2 separate regions of the Homo sapiens genome follow, and region 2 is linked to region 1. A link is an interaction called in ENCODE POLR2A ChIA-PET data of the cell type or tissue named here. Cell type or tissue: A673. All regions are shown on one strand.

Region 1 (4,000 bases):
GCTATTCAAAAAAAAAAAAACACAAAAACCCTCAAACTGTACATTTTATAATTAGATTTTTTTCCCTAAGCAAGTGATTTTCAATTACAGTAAGCTCCAACCTCTTGACAGTGATCCACTGGGCAAGATTTAAGAGAGAGGAAAAAAAAAATTAATGGCATCAGTTTTCCATGGTATGAGCAAATTTAAATCTTGAAGTCTTAATTGTATCTGATTCATATAAGCCATTTCTGGCAAAATAATGAATGATTTGAATTTTCATGTTTGTTTTCTTTCTACAGTTGTCTCATAATTGCTAAAATCTAATGGTGCTTCATTAAAAAAATAAGGCAATTTAAATAAAGAATCTTTATATGCATTAAGTGTAGGTCACAGATGAATCAAGGGCTCCCAGAAGCCTTTCGTACCTGGCACAGCCCTGCACATCAAATTCCAGTCAAGGTACAAGTAGAGCAGAACTTCATTTCAGCCCCCGCAGTGACAACAATAAAATGCTGAGAAAACACACTATCAAATACTGAACTCAGCATCAATTTCTGTTAATTACAGCCTTGTCAGCAACGTGATTATTCAAACAACTCATGCAAATGTTAATGAGGCCTTATTTGCATATTTATTTTTTCCTTTGTTGAAATGTCATTGATTATTACATTCTACTATGATGAATGTGGTTGATGATGTGCTCTGATATGTAATTAGTCATTAGGTGGAATGAATAGATCAATTATGAAAAAGGACTAAGATTAAGAAATATCAAACAAGACCGCCCAATATAACTATAGAATCTTTTAAAAAAAGAACCTAATAAATAATTTCTTGACATTTAAACTGCAACATCAGTAGTTTTCAATAAATAAACCACCACTCTTGTGAGGTTAAGTGAAAGCTTAAAAATACATCAGTACTCTGATAATCCAATTATGATCACAGAAACTATCTTTTAAAAAATTGCAAATCACTTCAAGTGGCATATCAAAACAACAAACAGCAAAAAAGAACAGATTTTGCTTTAAACTTGCACAAATTAGAAATACAGAAAGCGTAATCTATTATGAAGAGGAGGTAAAAATAGGTAAAAAGAGAAAAGCACATAACATCCTAGACAGAAGGAGTAGGAACCTGATGGAGAATGACTACCTTTACAAAAGGCAAGGTAAGCAAAAACAAACTCCTTCATATCCCAATTTGTTCTTAGAGGAAAAGGATTATTTAGCTTCTGAAACTGTTTGCTGTAACTATTCAGCCAGCACTTGCTATTCACAGATGGGAAAAAAAAAAAAAAACACATTACTGCAGACCAGATGGGAACATTCCACATGACCAAACCAATCAATCACCTCGGTGGGGCGCAGGTGCAACACAGCCGTGTAGCAACACACCATTTCACAGTCTATCGGGCACAAACACATGGCCACCAATCAATGGCACCCTGAGGACCTCGGAGGGGGCAGGCTCTCTGGAGTCTTACTGGTCCATGCCTGATGACTTCATAATCACACATCATTTCATTCACTAGAGGATACAAACTAGCATTCTAATAACCTTCTACTGAAAATGGTCATGTTGTGCATATTAATACAGGGTTGTTTCGAGTGAGGCAACTGACTTTACACGGCAGGCTAAGCAAGGCACGCAGTGCTAAAACAACCTGAAGCTAGAAACTTCTTCCTATTTGAAGATGGCTATTCTGTTCAGGCTCAGATCAATGGTAACATGATTCATTCTGCCACATCAAAGTTGGCATGCAAGGCTTGTATCCTACACAAAACAACTGTTAAACAATAGTATGAAACAAAGGAGGATGAAAGTAAAAATGGTAGTTGGTAATCTTGTATGAAGGATAAAAAGGCTTTGCATCCTTCTAAAATAACCTAGCTAAAACTGAATTGCAAATAAAAATTAGGTGACCATGAAAAAAATTTAAATGTAGAGTCACTGGCTTTGTTTTCCTCACATTCTCCTGGTGTGTGAGGGGTGACTCTGTATAGTGCATAATTACAAGAGAAGATAAATAGAACAATTTTCAGCAAACATTGCTATAATTAGACATAGGCAGAGCTCCATGATCTGTTAGGTAGCATCCACAGAGCTCTTGTCAGCTCCTTTTACTCAGAGAGGATGTAGGCAGGGATATCTTGGATAACTTAGTATTATGAATAACTGATTGACTATATGCCATGTACAGATGACACAATTTAAAAAGAAAAATCAGGAAAAATAGGTTTCATTCTTAAAAAAAGCAAACCAGCAAACTCAAATCCTTGGTGGGACAAGAATGGGCACACACGTGTTTAACCAGTAGATTTCTTTGATAATTCAGAGGGCAATTCGGCACCTTAAAGGTCCTTAGATTCCATTAGGAACATCAATCATCAGAGCCAGAAATCATGTGGAAACCAGTGTAACACACGTAGCTGAATCTGAATTGACCCTTTGACAACCCTGAAAGTTGACTTGGGTGATTAATTTTTGCTGCCAATATGTTTATTTGATCTCTCTCAAAAACAACATATAGAAAATCTAATTATTTCACATTTCAGATTAGGATGCTGGATACATAAGTATTTACTTGTAGATATAAATACTACACTTTGCACAAAAGGCTAATAGTGATTACATATTCTACAGTCTAAAAGAAAAAAATGTACACATTTGATGAAAATACGCCCACTACAACAGAGATTCCCTTTGGGAAAGAAATCTAGTGATTAGTCAAAATAAGATATTATTATTATTATACACTGTTTTGTTTGTTTTAGTGAGGGGGCTTGCTCTGTCACCCAAACCGGAGTGTAGTGGCACAATTTTAGCTCACTACTACCTGGAATTCCCGGGCTCAGGTGATTCTCCCACCTCAGCCTCCCAAGTAGCTGGGACTACAGGTACATGCCACCATGCCAGGCTGGACGATATCATGATTCCACAAAGAGAAAGCTGACAAGATAAACTCACTGGTGGTTTATTATACACCATTCACTTTAAAATGCATACCTAACTTCTTTTCCAAATCTTAGACTAGAAGAAGACATCAGACCCAAATCAGAAGACTCAGATTCTACTTCAGGTTCTTACTATTTGTTGTTTAGCCTTTATCAGATGAAATTATAACAATGAGTTCAATTTATTAATCTGTAGAACGATTAGAGAGGACCTTGAAGTTTCTCCTCATTTATAATCTCCCTTTGTGGCCTGACATAACTTTAAAGGCTCTGTCTAGTCATCTTCAGAGTATCATGTAGGGATGAACAGAGATCAAATGTGCCAGTTCCAAAAGTACAGCAGGAAAAGCATAATGAGATATACTTATTGTTATAAGTGGTCATTTAAAATTGATGATGAGTGATTGCTTTTATGAGGATACAAAGACAACCATTCCTTTGGTTTACAGAAGCATTAGTAAGTAAAAACAGTAATATTGGACTTAAAATTTGCTTGCTTTCTAAACAGAGTAACACCACCATTTGAAAAATGGTACAATGTTACCCACCCATCCCCCAAACAACATAATAAAAAGATCATAAAACCTCTCCAAACAATTTTCTGAAGTAACTAACACATAGGTTGAGCTTTCCATGCAATAGCTCGGTTAAAGCTCAAAATAATGCAGATTACACCCATTCACCAGAAATGGAAAAAACATAAAGAGCAGTGACTGGTCTCATCAAAGCAACAGGCAGAATTAAACAGCATTCAAAGCTGTTAACCACCAGGTTTACCTTGTGCGACCACCAGAAGACATTTTCTCTTTTTTGATTCCAAATTCAGTCCTAAGTGAAAGCACCTACGTTTGAACCTTTTGCCCCCAAAGACACAGGAAATATCTTATTAACAGTATGTCTGACAATAACGCTCTGAAAAGCAAAACAGAAAATGGAACCCTTGCTTTTTAACTACTATGAATACAGAATTAAATAAAAAATAATATAGAAAGGTGAGGAGGTGAGCTCTGGAGTCAGATAAAATTTAGTTTAAATCCCAATTCCATGACTTACCAATTTTG
Region 2 (4,000 bases), 200 kb after region 1:
CTTCTGTATGTTTGATAACATTTTTAAACTACTTTTGGAATAAATATTTTCCATCCACTTTAACTTGTTTTTATAACTAAACACTAAATCTTTGAAAAAGGGGAAATAATAAAAATTTTCCATACTATGAAGTAACCATTCTTTTCTCTGACCTCAACTAAATGGTAGCTGTGAATATTCCAATATCTTCCAACTATCAAATTTCATATTCTTCCCAACTCACAAAGTCTAAAGACAGCTTAACAATAAGACCACACAAAAAAAGAATTACACTTTTATAAAGCTATCTGAGGTTGTAGCTATTTATATTTAATGTCTTGAAATACTAAAAATAAAGTCCTTAATTAACTATTTTATGGAGGCTTTTAATTATACTGTTTTCTCCTTAATAAAAATAAATCGGCCAGGCACAGTAGCTCACACCTATAATCCCAGCACTTTGGGAGGCCAAGGTGGGCAGAATTAAAGAACAGCCTGGCCAACACAGTGAAACCCTGTCTCTACCAAAAATTACAAAAATAAGTGTGGTGGCAGGTGCCTGTAATCCCAGCTACTTGGAAGGCTGAGGCACAAAAATCGCTTGAACCCGGAAGGCAAAGGTTGCAGTGAGCTGAGATTGCACCATTGCACTCCAGCCTGGGCGACAGAGCCACACTCTGTCTCCCAAAATAATAATAATAATAATAATTAAATAAATAAATCTTGAAGCACTTTTGGAGAATATCAACAGTACCCCATTTAAGACTTCTTTTTTTCTTCTTGTCACCTTGGCTTCAGATAAGACTTCTTATTATAACAAATTTCAAAGATTTCTAGAGATACTAAATTCCTCCTCAAGACAAACCATGCTCTTGTAGATTGGTATCAGTGCAGGTGCAACTACAACTGATTAGAGTTTGCTACTTCTGAGGGGCAATAAGAAACCACAGGCAAATGTATTTCACTGTTGATTTCTCTATTTCCTCTGTAAAATGAACAGTTACCAACTTCCTACAAGAGTTATGAAGTAAATAGCATATGAGTAAATATTTATGAAGCACTCTTATCATCACTGATTTTGTTTTAAAACAATAAGATTCCTCCCCTTCTCCCAATCATTCAGTGGACAAAGTCCTACTGCTATTATAACTTATTTGGCAAGTCTCCAGAGTCAAACTCAGTGAGAATAGAGTCTGCTCGCTACAGGCACTGTTCCTAAGCTTGAGAAGAGGGATTATACAAATATGAAGGCAAGAGAGACCCTGGCACTATGGCATGTTTTGTGTTCCTGCAGTACAGCATCTCAAACCCCTACAAACTTTAAGTGGATTTAATTATTCAACATTGTATCATGGTTCTTAAGACAATAACACTAGCAACAGTACAAGCAACAGGCTTGCAAAGCCACCAGAAAAGTCAATGGCTTACTGGTCTACCTCTCAAAACAGACTACAGCAAACTAGTTTATTACACACTTCATTACTACTTTCTTAGTTTATATTAAACAGTAGTGGGTCTGAGCCAATAACAAGCTCCTGAGGAAAATTTTACACTCAACAGAATCATAACCTGTTTTTAATTAAGATGCCTGTAATGAGTATATTTCAGGAATAAGCATCATGCTACTAATCTATGAAAACTTTTCACCAATATAAAAGGAAAGAATAAAGTTTACCAAAGACTGATTTTGTCTGTTCCCTACAGCAAAGTATCTTGGCTCTACTTTTTCTTCTTGAAGATGATTAGGATTTTCTTAACTGTTTGCTCTCAGTAAAAATTCAAAAAAGTATGGTCAGGGCTGAGGCTTCCTTATGGTAGAGATCATATAATGCTTCTTATATATACAAAATGGGGACCAAATGAAAAGAATTCTACACTCCTGATTTTTACCCTGAAAATTTCTCTGCATGCTTTAACTGACCAGAGAAATATCAGCACACTCCTTGGCCCAAAAGATGAGAAAGCTTCTCTCTCCTCAAAACAGATCTTGATTCCCTAAATCAATGTATTGGGTGGACTACTCAAAGAATAAAACTCAGCCTGAAAAGCTTATATTCCAAGAAGAATTTGCTTTATATAAACAAGTCCACCACAATTTTTTTTTCTGTATTTAAAATGATGAAGTCTCTAGTTGAGACTTTTGAGAACAAAAAGTTCTTACTGTGAGTTGAAAACAATCCCTGGGGTGGGGGGTGAAGGAACGAGGGAGAGGAGGAGGAGAGAGAGAGAGACAGATCTCCATAATACCTTTTCTAAAATCCATGGGGCCAGGTGGGTTTTAGAACTCAGTTTTTCAGATTTTAGAAAGGAAACATAGTATATAGGTATATATGTCACACGCTACAAATCAGCTACTGGCAACCACACAGGAACTAGGAAAATAGAGAATGTCAATGGCCTCCCTTCAGATAAGATCAGATTTAGCCATCAAAATACTTCATGCTGAAGTTAACTGTGGTTGAGATCTTTTTGGATTTCAAAACTGCAGATAAGGGACTGTGGATCTCTAACTGGGAAAAGGGGATCTTGACAAATAAAATATGCTATCACCTAGAATAAAAAAAAAACTAGCTGATACTTAGATAAAAGATATTAAGGATACTTAGAACAGTCTTGCAATGCCTCTAATTATCTACCTAATTGGAAAGTTACAATCATTTTAACTTATATGTTCCTATCAAGAGATTCAACATGAAACACTTTTCCCTTTAACTCTATTCCCAACTGAGAATAACACTAAAAAACATTTTCTAAAATCCGAGTATGTCAGTACCAAGTAGATTAAGTAAATGGGCCTCCGGACCACATGACAAAGTTGGCTAGATATAGTGGGGTTTCCAAATAGGAAAAACCTAAAAGGATCCTGCAGGAGAACTCAAAGATTCTTACCCTTGGCACAAGTGCCCATATAAGCTCAGATTTTCTAAACTGACCTGTGGTCAAACCACGCTACTGTTTAAAGTGAGCCTAGCATTTTTTACACTCCAAAGGTACAAACCAACCACTTATTCATCCCCAACCACCTCAAAACAACAACATATGCCTCTGGGACCAAGAAGCTGGATGACTGTAATTCCCTCCCAGCAGAGATACCTTCCATGCCCAACCAACATTCACAACTCTTGCCGACAGCAGCAGCACATTCACTCACTGACTGGAGTAGCCATGATTATATTAAGTCCAACCTGTGTTCACTGTATCAGCTACCAATGAAGTGATGAAAGAGTAATTATGAGTCAATCTTGTTCATTTTTAAAGCCTGGAAATAGCTCACAGGCAAAACTAACAGAAGCAAATACACTGACAACTTTTGAGGGAGGCCGCCTCCAGAGAGACTTCCATTTGGCAACTAGAATGATCTTCCATAGATTACCACAAATTTAGAGAAACTCCCTCAGTTCAAATTCAGGCACCTTCCTAACACCACAGAGCTGATAAAATGACATCTTGGGCCAAATTATCCCAATTTTAATAACCAAAATACAGTAAGTTATGGTAGTAGTGGTTTTTTAAGGGAAAAAAAGGTAGTATTTTCTGTCCTGTACCTTATCTCAAATTGTTTTATTATATTATTTTGAAGGTTTCATCCCTGAGTCACCACCCACTGCAATAAAAATTAGTAACCAATCTCTAATGCATTTTCTTTTCTGTGGGATCTTTAAATGTGATCTTTAGGTCCCCAAGCAGCTTACAGTAGCTTGGATGACTCACCATGGTCTTTATGAGAGCACATTTTTAACCTGGAACACATGAGAGCACATTTTAAACATGGAACAAAAAAAAACCAAAGCTCTCTCTATAAAAATTACATTTTCTTTTCAAGTCAAGGGTATCTTTAAAAATTACAGAATGATCTGGCTGGAAACAAGAAAGTTTCAAATAACAGTCATGTTATTAACAAAACTATCTGTGCTTCAGTTTATGAAAATAACAGTTTTCTTTCTACCAAAACCATTTTTCCCCCTGATGTAATGATCCCTTTTTACAGGCTTCTATAGGAGCAAGAAAAGGTGCATGAAAA

The links. Peaks named below come from ENCODE experiments on the same cell type or tissue, not always from the same donor. Only the 100,000 strongest peaks of a DNase experiment are listed, where the experiment ranks them.
Region 2: POLR2A ChIA-PET joins it to region 1 with 9 read pairs; 3 of 35 experiments call an interaction of 5 or more read pairs at or near these places.

What each region holds. Positions count from the first base shown.
Region 1 is chr15:57,130,908-57,134,907 of GRCh38, reverse strand. All of the region lies in intron 5 of TCF12 (transcription factor 12), which reads right to left. Among named protein-coding and RNA genes, the nearest start is that of SNORD13D, 150 kb to the left of the region's middle. RefSeq lists enhancers at 154-1,078, 1,148-1,862. In A673, no CTCF peak of the experiment used is centred here; no DNase peak of the experiment used is centred here; H3K4me3 peaks cover 333 bases.
Region 2 is chr15:56,929,250-56,933,249 of GRCh38, reverse strand. All of the region lies in intron 3 of TCF12 (transcription factor 12), which reads right to left. Among named protein-coding and RNA genes, the nearest start is that of TCF12, 13 kb to the right of the region's middle. In A673, no CTCF peak of the experiment used is centred here; no DNase peak of the experiment used is centred here; H3K27ac peaks cover 891 bases.